2 separate regions of the Homo sapiens genome follow, and region 1 is linked to region 2. A link is a loop called in an ENCODE intact Hi-C map of the cell type or tissue named here. Cell type or tissue: dorsolateral prefrontal cortex. All regions are shown on one strand. Each heading gives the region's core, and the rest is flanking DNA. Links, peaks and the distances in the headings are about the cores only. Region 1 overlaps LINC02911 (long intergenic non-protein coding RNA 2911). Region 2 has its middle 43 kb from the start of LINC02180.

Evidence for each region. A loop is a pair of places that touch in the nucleus more often than their neighbours do. Peaks named below come from ENCODE experiments on the same cell type or tissue, not always from the same donor. Only the 100,000 strongest peaks of a DNase experiment are listed, where the experiment ranks them.
Region 1: it touches region 2 in a loop (7-fold over the local background); 4 of 110 quality-filtered maps call a loop at or near these places.

The regions. Positions count from the first base shown.
Region 1 is chr16:52,067,891-52,073,277 of GRCh38, reverse strand. All of the region lies in intron 2 of LINC02911 (long intergenic non-protein coding RNA 2911), which reads left to right. Among named protein-coding and RNA genes, the nearest start is that of LINC02911, 6.9 kb to the left of the region's middle. In dorsolateral prefrontal cortex, for the core only: CTCF peaks have their summits at 3,087, 3,290 (motif pointing left) and 4,675 (motif pointing left); a DNase peak (open chromatin) is centred at 4,657; H3K4me3 peaks cover 365 bases; H3K27ac peaks cover 1,258 bases.
Region 2 is chr16:52,125,679-52,131,065 of GRCh38, reverse strand. No RefSeq gene overlaps it. Among named protein-coding and RNA genes, the nearest start is that of LINC02180, 43 kb to the right of the region's middle. In dorsolateral prefrontal cortex, for the core only: a CTCF peak has its summit at 2,463; no DNase peak of the experiment used is centred there; H3K4me3 peaks cover 567 bases.

The sequences.
Region 1 (5,387 bases), core at 188-5,187, 58 kb after region 2:
AAATATCTCTTGATGAACTTGGCATAATAACCACACACAGCTGGACGGCAATATGGCTTGAGAAGGAGTGTACTCACAGCCTGTGATGTTAGATGAGCTTCAGTTTATTCAAACTACTTGCTGTGTCAGTCTGACTCCAGGCATCAGTGTGAAAAATGGGAAATTTAGTAACCTATATAGATAGTAATAGCAACAGTCATACCTTGAAATTTTGTAATATTTTTGAAGTTACTATGCACTCACGTTTCAGGCGATTGTTGCCACAGTTTGGTGGAATGGGCAGGTTTATTCTTCTTATTATAGAGTAAACAAATCTCGGACCTGGGGAAATGTTTGACTGGTACTGTTTTACAGGGGCAGACTCATGTCTTTACTAACTCTGCCTTTTTATGTGGACACTAATCTTTTGCCTACCCAGGACAACCACTACCAGGACAAACTATTCATTTATTTTGTAAAAATAGGCCCTCTTTTTGGTGGGGAGCTCTTACATTCCCAACTACAAATATTTGTTTACAGTTACAATGCATTTATCAGACCTTATACCCTGGACATGATTGATTGATAAAGGGCTGGACATCCAACCCAATGTATGCCAATCTCTTCCTGGAATTTTTCAAATTGGAAATAGGAGATAGAAGTTTATAGCCATGGAAGCTTAGACAGCCATGTTTTTCACTATGTTGTGAAAGCTGGTTTGCATGGAAAGAATGAAGCCAGCAAACAGAGAAGCAGAGTTGGGAAAAAGAGAGAATCCTGGTGGCATTGGAGTCCCTGGTCCCAACTGTTCCTAAGACTGTGTCCATTGGGAAAATTCTCCTTCAATAAGGGTTTGTAAGAGCTTTTTCTCTCAAATTCAGCTCTTTTATAAAGTGATGATAGGCATTGCATTTCAGAACCTTTAGCTCTTTAACAAAGTGTGGCAACATTGTCGACTTTTATTAGAGAGTTCTTAATAGTTTATTGTGCAAATGAGGCCAATTAGCCAATCTTGAAAACAGGCATATGGATCCATGTATACCATCTGGGTTGTGCAAAAAGTTCAGAGTGTACTATGTGGAGTGCATTAGGCGAAGATCTGAGAGAGTTGAGATTGATGAAGTGGGAAAATGGGAGGTTGGTGCAAGCGAGCTATATGTAACTGACATCCATTTATTTTGTTAAGGTCAATGTAGAACCTGTTTTTTGGTAGGTATGTCTTTTTTTTCTACAGCATCTTAAAAACTATACATAAAATTCTCATCAATATAATTCTTACATTTGTGAGCATTTACATTAACAAAGCCTTTTATGCACATTCTTGCCTTTATTTGTCACAAAACCCTGTGAGATAGGGAGGTCTTATCACTCCAAACGCTTGTAGTAATGAGGACAGAGGTGCTTGAAAAAATTAGTGGTTGAGGAGACAGAGTGCCCTTGGAGGTTTCATTGGATAGTACTTCTTGAAGATGTTTATATAAAGGACCTAGCAAGTTTTCAACCTAAGTGGATGTTTTTGTTTTTGGTATTTTTTCCCACCTCTTAACACTTGCCTGCTCTAAATGTCTGAATTCTCCAGGGTTACTGAGCAATCCTCTGCTTTTTAGGCATCAGGTGTTGCTAGTGTAATATCTATAAATTTAGTTTTTAAGTTTTCTAAAGCTAATGCTTAAGGCCTTCTTCAGAACATTTTACAATGGTTTATTGCTTTTAAAAAATAATTGTGTATCAACCAGGATTGTTCTAGTACTCTTATAAATTTTTATATATTAAAAGAGACAATGTTTTCTAATTTGTTAAACTCCAAAAAATGTAGATATATTTTATGATTTCTCCATTTTCTCCTTCTCCTGGCTTTCTTTTTGTATAATGTACAGCTCTCCCACTGTTAGCAAGGAAAGTTTGAGTGCAATTGGCTTCAGCGTAGGAATTCTGATTGGGTTAAGACGATAAGTCATGCCTATCTTCCCAGCTGAGATTGGTTCAGGAATGGACCTTTAACCCCGTTTGAGCCAATGACAGGGTGAGTCACAGGTGAGAGAACTTCAGGAAGAGACACTCTTTTCCCCAGAACAATGTGGTTCAGTGGGACCCTATGAGACACGAACCTGCTTAGATTATTTTGTTACCACAAGGAAATAACCTGGATGAACTGAAAATATCAGGTGAAACTAGCTGTCCTCAAGGACTAGATCCATGATGACATCTTTTGGAACTAGAACTTCTGGATTTTTCTATTATGGGAGCCAATCCATTATTTTTGAGGTTTAAGCCACTTTGGCTGGGTTTCCTACCTTATACAATGTGTATTTAGCCCTCATAAAAGCATGTGCTAGTTCCCTTCTCTAATTTCTCTCTTTTCCCTACTCTCTTCCATGACCTGTCAGAACTGGAACCTGAAGGCCATGTTCATGGCTATCTCCAGGTTTTACCTGCTGTGCCTACTTAAGTAAATAAATATCCCATATTGACACTTGAATAAGTAAATATCCCATGTCATATATTTGTGAAAGAGTGATGATGAAAGTAATATTTAGCCTACAGATTGTCGGGAAAATCAAATGAGACAATGATCAAAAAAGTACCATACCAATATTAATTATCTTTCTGAACAGTGCTAATTTAATCTAGAAATTGTTGTCAAGCCCATTTCCACTAATTTCTTTCCAAAGAAAAATTTATAATGATCTAGTAATAGACCTATAACCAGGAAGAAGCAAGAAGGGTTATGTGCACATAGGTCATAGGTAGAATAATAAAACTCTAGTGTCATAATTATTTTATGTGCGGCCTGATTTAATGCATTGTGGAATATTCCACTGAATGAAATCATCTTGCAGACTGTAAGCAGCAGACTAATATTAAGAATTAGAATTTGTACACTGTGATTGATTATATTACAATAATTTATTTCAAAGTAGACATCATTATATCTCATCTAGAATTTCCTTCTAATGTAAGAAAATGTTTCTGAATGGTAAATTTGCTCAATTTTGCAGCAGCTGTTTCTGAGCCAGAGACCCTTGCAACTCCCTGGGGCTGGAATGCTGGGGGTTCTGGAAGCTGGGCAGCACCCTTTGACTCCAATATAGAGTGGGCAAGTGCCCTAGGCTTTCCCCTCCAGCCTAACTGTTGTCTACCCCAGGTCTACCATTTTCAGGAAATGCTACACAGTTGCATAAACAAGTTCAAAACCAGCTGCATTTTTCTGGTCTGACCGAATAGGGCTGTTTAACATGGAAAAGACATTTACTGGTGAGTCCGCCTTTGTAGTTAAATTCATTCCGATTGCCCCATCTTGTGGAAGAAGGAAAAATAGCTAGATTATTCTCCCCTTTGGGTGTATACCCTAGAAGAAAAAAATCAACCCATTTATCTCTCTTTATCTTTGTCTATAAGCTCTTCTCTGTCACATGATACATCCCAAATACACGATTCTGAAGAAAGGCCTGTATTCCTCACATATTTGCAACCTGATCCCCTTTCTTTACTGATAGGAGACCAGTATGTGATGGTTGCATTCAGAAGTGCTAGACAGAAATTCATTGCTGCAGGGGAGAACTCGAACTCTGCCACCAGAATGTAGGCCCAAGTCAGAATCCATTTGTGCAGGTCAGTCTCTCAACCTGCTGAGTTATTCTCAGAATCCTGGAACAACAGTGATCACTCTATATCCAGGTATTTGAGATACTCTCCTCTTCTTAAGCCAGCCTACCTTGTATTCGCTCACTGGTACATGGATGTCTATTCAGTGGAAGAGTAGATGGAATCAATTCACGTATTTGTTCATTCACCAATTTACTTATTTATCCATTCATTCATCCTCTTAACATTTTTTTTATTTAACATTTATATGTTGAGAATCTTCCATATGCCGTGTACCATGCTAGGTACTAGGGAAACAGTAATGGGCAAAACAGCCACATAATCTACCTTTATGGAATTGGCACTTTTATTGGAGCTGGGTACACAGATACTAATTAAAGAATCAGACACATATATAATTGAAAATTGTGATAAGTCTATGGAGGGGCATTAAAGGGTACTATGAGACCATAAAAGAAAGACCTGATGTATGGAGCCTGACCTTTCAGGATAAAGGGACATTTGAGCTGAGATCTGAAGAGTAGACACTAAAGGAGAGACAGGGGCATGTGGCAAGAGCATTACAAGCAGAGCCTGTGAGCTGGGAAGAATGCAGTGGCTGCAGCAGAGAAAAAGGAGAAAGAGTGGCTCCCAAGAAAGCTATAGAAGCAGTCAGAAACCAGATTATGTTGGGCTTTGAGGACATATTAGGAGTTTGGCCATCTGACCACATGGGTTGCAAATAGAAAACACTGTTCTTTCATCAAACGAGGCCGATTTAGTCTGACCTTCCTTTGCTTTGGCTCACAGCAGTTGTGACAAAGGAGCCAAACCAGTGCTTTCTGGGTGTCCCTATCTCCTTCTCGGCCAGCAAAACACGATAGGTTCCACTATTTATGCTGTGCCCATCCATTGCAACCTTTGAATCACAACTACATCTTTATAAGTTGCTGTGTAATTTCTCAAATTACAGTTTCTTTATGGGGGACCTCTACGATTTACCTAGCACCTAAGGGTGTTTGTTTGTGGGTACAAATGACTGTTGATTCTGTCTCTAGGCGACAAAGAACAGCTTGCCTCTGCAAGCAGTCAGCCTGAAAGTTGCACAACACTGACATCTGCTGCTTGTATGCAGTTTGAGATTGTACCGGGTCAGAAAGAGTAAATGTAGTAAAACTAAATGTTTGAAAATGTTGGGCAAACGTACACACACACACACACACACACACACACAGGTGGGTGCACACAGCTCCTCTACAGCCTATGGTCTTGTACTTCTGATTTTTCAATAATATACAAGAATAGAAGGCTAATTTCAACATGATGTTTTCTTACTGTCAATATTTGCCAATTGGACAAGGTGTTCACATGATGGAAGATGAAGTTTCTGCTTGGCTTTAGAGGAAAAACAATTGACAAAAACCTAGATCAATGTTTTCACTTAGCAAATATTAATACAAGGCATAGAAATAAATGAAAAAAGGTATCAACTTTCATCATAAAAGCAGCTTAATAATAGTGATTTTGTGGATGACATATAATATTTGCATAGTAATTTACCATTTCTAAAGCATTTTAAGATGTCTTTTCACATTTCCTCAGTCATTCAACCATTTATTCACTATATAATGAGTGCCTACTTTATGTGAGTCATTAGTCTAGACTGCAAGGATTCTCTTGGTCCTGGCAGGGTAATTAAGGAAGAGTACAGCGTAACACTTAACCAAGTATGCATTGGATTCAGACTTGACTGCTCTAAGTGTCCATGCCCTTGTGTGTTAAATGGCCAGTGATAATAACAATGCCTATCGCATCAAAATGTT
Region 2 (5,387 bases), core at 160-5,159:
GGCTTGAGACACAAGAAGAGCTGATGTTTCAGTCTGGGTCAAGTTGACACGTAAAATTAACCATCACACCAGCCATTTATATTCTCCTAAGTATGACTCCTAGAAAAACTTTTGCACACGTGCACATGTGCAAGAATGTTCAGAGCAGTATAATCCATAGTATTAAAAATCCAGAAATGAAACATATGCTCATCATCAGTAGAAAGGATGAATAAATTGTGCTGCAGTTGTTCAATGAAAATGAAATTAACTAAACCGTATACATACATGTCAGCATGGTGAATATCTAAAATATCATGTTTGGTGTAAAAAAAAAGCAAGACAGAAGAATACGTGCTATTTTTATGAAATTCATTTATAGGAGGTTCAAAGTGAGACACAATTAAACTATATATTTTTAGGATGAAAAACATATATGGAAAAACTTTAAGAAGAGCAATGGATAAATCCAAAATTCAGGATATCCATTGCCTTTGGGAGAGAGAAAGGAGATATGATTAAAAGGAGCATATAAAAAGCCTCTAAGGCACTGGCAACATTTTATTTCTTCAGCAGGGTAGTTGGTACATGATGGTTCTTTTGTTATCTGTCTTTAAACCATACATATATTTACTTATTTTATAATAAAAATTTAACAATTTTCTGAAATAGATAATAAATATTTTGAATTGCCTATTGCCTTATTGTCTAACATACTGAGCTAGAGTCTTTTATTTCACAGACCTTCCAAGTCTTGGCTGGAAACTTCTAGCACTAGAAATGGTATCTAGCCCCAGCTTCATGGAGCCAGTAGCATTTCTTATAAGCCTGCCCTTTCTCGAGTCCTTTATATGTTGAATTGAAAACTGTCTCTTGGCAACTTTGCCCACTGGTAGTAGTGCTACCCAATAGGTCATGAGTCATTTCTAACCTCTCTTTTAGTTGAACCTATCCTTGAGTATTTGAAAATATCTATGTGTGTCTTTACCTTGCACTCAAGCATTCCTTACCAAGTCTCCTTGGTAAGCAGCCCCAGTCCCTCGACCTGGAGACCACATAAGGAATGGCTCATGTCTTCTTTATCCTGGTCCTCTCTTCCAAAGCCTCTAGTTATTTTTCCAAAAGTTTATATTCAAGCTGGGGGAAGTGATCTGAAGACAAGAAACAAATTTAAGCGTCAAAGTCTGACACAAACAAAACATGCTGGAGGGATCTGGAAGGAGATGAATCAGTTTCGCTTAAAAGAATGAATAAGTATTCTATTATTTGGTTATTTGTGTCACCACAAATAAGTTTAAAATTTTAATTTGGGTTTTTATCTGCTGAGTAATAAGGTTGAAAACCAAAGAGGGGTAAATATTTATAATAAAATTTAGCTTTGATATTGCAAAGTAAGGCCTGCTGTTAGAATTCATGAAAATGGTTAATATTATCTAAACATTAATATTAGTAAAATGATAGGCAAGAGATTGCTTATGCAAACTTTTAAAGATAGTAGGTCTCTCTCTTTCTCCTTTCCTTCCTTTCTCTCCTTCCCTTCCTGAAGTACTGGTATCTGCTCAGTATTTATTCATTGTTTATGAAATGACATTTTTGGAACTCTGATATGTTTCAGTTAGACCCCATTGGAAGGGATGCCTAGGCCCTTTCCTCATCACTTACTAGCTATATCATTCTGCTCCTCAATTTCCTCATCTGTAACACTGTAATGATTCTGTACCTACTCCATAAGGTGGTAGTTAGGATGGGATATAATGATGATTCCATGACTGCAAATGAGCTTTGCTATTATCTCCCTCCTATCCTCAAGGGCTTCACGGCCCAGGATTCCACAATGCTACAGTTCCAGGTATCTTCTTTATCATTCTTTGGGGTCTTCTGCTTCTTTTCAAGTACTTCCTTCTTTGTAAACTAAGTTCAGATGCTTAAGGTGGTTACAGTTTTTTCCAACCTGAAAGTTGAAATGGATAGCTCAGGAACCCCATTTAGCTTGGCTGGCAAAGAAATAATCATAACTATTTTGAAAGTTGAGATTTCACATAAAATCCAGAATTCTAGTATCTCTTTAAAAACATTTCCTTAGGGCGTCAATTGGCTGGAGCTGAGCAATGGCTGCCCATTTTCTCTGGGGTGTGCAGTCTTCCCTTCTCCACCATCTTCAGGCTAATCATTTTACTGACATCTGCACACTCGGCCCAGGTGTCAAATGAATCTAAAATCCTTCCCCTTCCTAATTGAAAAGACCTTTATTGAAAACATGAGCTTGGGTTTTGCTATCACAGATTTTCACTTTGGATTTTTGCAGAAGCTTTTGAATCTCTTCTCACTTGTTAGAGAAACTTTTTTTTTTTTTTCCTGCAGCAGGTTTCTCTTTGTACTCTCCAAGAACAGCTTGCTGGCTTGCAAAAAAGAAGAAGCCGTTATCTTTGGGGAGCCGTCAGAAAGAGCAGATGCAGCCCCAGCATGAGGCTCCTGATCCCTGCAAGTGGCACTGTAACACTTTATTTGTGAAGAGGAGGACAGAGAATGTCTCTTCTCCCCACATCTCTATTTGCATTTTATTAGGCACCCAGTAGGATGGTTTGTAAATCGCCATCTTCACTCACAGATCTCTCTATCAGCCCCCTACTTACCAGAGGGCAAAATACAAGGATGCTAAAAACAGGATGGTGTTAAAAGGAATCAGAAAATGAGGCTCACAGCTGTGACTTTTTCTTCTGCTTCAAAAAGTGCCTTTTGTTTATAAGACTTCTGGGGAAATAAATGGCTTCTGTCGAGATACACAGACGCAGTACAAGGCTTAGTTGAGGAAGGCTGTTTCAGGGGAGTGAGGCAAAGCGATTATGGTTCTACATTTACCACCTCCATTTGCTGGCCACTTGTTCTGGCATGACTTCGTGCTTAACCTCAGTCTCCTTATATCCTATTTCACAGAGTTGGCTTGGATGCAATAGAGCAAAGCATGGAACTTCCCTGGCCATCTCCATATCCCCATCCCCTCTCCTTCATCTTTGCAACTTCCCTTGTCCAGGGTTCCTATATTTAATTTTGACTCAGCTAGCAGTAGGAAGACTGTACCTTCCAAAGAGCTTCGATTTACTTGTTAAGCTCAGTTGATACTATTATTTTAATCATTCTAGAGGAAACTTGCTCTTGAAATAAGGAAAAGAGAAATGTAATTTTCCCCCAGAATTTTATTAACTGAAAAGAGGGGAAACTGATGTATGGAATCATGATTATCTTCAATCTGGGATATGTCCTGGGGAATCTTTTGAAACATGAAAGAAAAAACAAGTTGTGTTTGGTTGAGTTTGTCTTAAATATAAAGTGGGTGTGCTATGTATGGTATATGTGACACCTTGCTTGGTGTCAAAACAGTCCGGTACCTGGCCATTCTGCAGTTAGTTCAGGCTGCCTTCAATACAATTTGGATTTCAAAAGGAAAGCTGTCAGCTCAGCACTAAGGAGATAGAGAGGTAGAATTGAAGTTTGAAGTCAAAGTTAAATAATTTATTGTCTTTTTCTTAAATATAAAACTTCATTACAAAGCCAAACCATCTTTGTCTTATTTTCCCAAGTACACTGGGGCTAAATTTGCTCTAGCTCTTTCTCTTTCTTTTCAGGATATTGAGAAGAAATTAGAATGGTGAATTTCTTATCCTCTCTCCCATGCTGGGTGCTGAAATTAGATCTTCCAGATCCCTGGAAGGTTGAACTCAGTGATCTCTGAGAGTGTCTCCTAGGCCTATGGCTCAGTGAAGCTCCACAGGCTTCACTATGTGGCTGGTGAGCTTCGGTGGGTTTCTTATGATGCCTTTTACCATGGAGAAAGACCATCTCCACTGCAGTTACTTACTTCCTCTATTGGAATTCCTTAACACCAAATAAAGAGCCTCATTTCAGCACTTAATACATTTCAGTGTAATTACTTATACATCTGTTGATGTATCTCTTGCCTGTGACATTCCTGAAGAGAAAGATCAGGTCTCACCAATCTTTTTATTCCTGATACTTAGCAACATGGCAAGTACATATTAGGGGGCAAGTCCAATACAGTGTTAAATGGAATAGAATGAATAAATGTGGTGCTCAATGCAGGCAAAGGTATGGAATACGGTGAGGTGTGGTGGCTCATGCCTGTAATCCCAGCACCTCTGGAGAGTGAGGCAGGCAGATCGCATGAGCTCAGGAGTTCGAGACCAGCCTGGGGAACATGGTGAAACCTTGTCTTTACCAAAAAATACAAAAATTAGCTGGGTGTGGTGGTGCACACCTGTAGTCCTAGCTACTTGGGAGCCTGAGGTGGGAGGATAGCTTGAGCTTGGGAGGTCAAGCCTGCAGTGAGCCATGAACATGCCACTGCACTTCAGCTTGGGGGACAGAGGAAGACCCCATCTCCAAAAAAAAAAAAGAAGGTATGGAATATCTTCTTATTCATACTTTCATATCTCCACCATAGGAAAAATTGGGCTAAATAGAGAAAGGATATTGGGAGGAAAAATACCCAATCTTATATCAACTGTTTGGCCCAGTTTTGCCACTGGGGAGGGGATAGTGAGAGAGGAAGGTTAATGAAACAGACAGGGTCCAATGCATGAGGGAACTTGCAAACAACAGCAGCAAGTATGATGACAACACGTTAGATTTTGTTGGTTTGTTTTGGTTGAACCATGGTACTGGGAAAAACTGCCATCCCCCCTCATTTACCCCATTATTTTCCAAGGTAAATGTTATGGGGCCAGGGGGCTTTACCTTTACCATCAATATCACCCCTCAGATGCCCAGATTTCACCCTTTGACACTATAAGGAGGGCTGTCCTCATGGAGTTGTGTACATGGGGAAAGAGACTCAACAAAATCTTAGATCTGAGAAGTCCCTCAGGCAGAAACAACTGGCGACTGGCAAGGGCAAGTCCTCCCCAGAAGTTGGGGTGAGCAAGACAGGAAGAGCTTCGGAGGCAGAAGTTCTGGACTGAGCAGTGATGACTGGGCTGACATTGGGGATCATCTGAGCTGCACACTTAACTCCCACAGTGGATGTTCCTGGCAGGGTCCGCTGCTGAAATGTTCCATGTTTCTATGGCCCTATATGTTGACCTTCTTCCTCCAGACTCTGCTGATCTCTCTTCTCTCATCTTTTCCCTTTCTGTCTAAGCTCTGTCTTTCACCCAGGGAAATCTTTGACTATTGAAGGTGGAAAAAAAAAATCCTTGCTATCCTTCATAATGTTTCTTCCAAATATTTTTAAATGCCTTTTAGTATGTTCTAAAATTTTCTAAGGATTATGCCTTTGGAAGACAAAACAATGAATATTGCCTTTCTTGCCTCTGTTCTCTTCCTAATGTCACTTCCCTTTCCTAGCACAATGTATGGAAGTGTCTTAGCTGCCTTAATGAGAGTGGGGATAG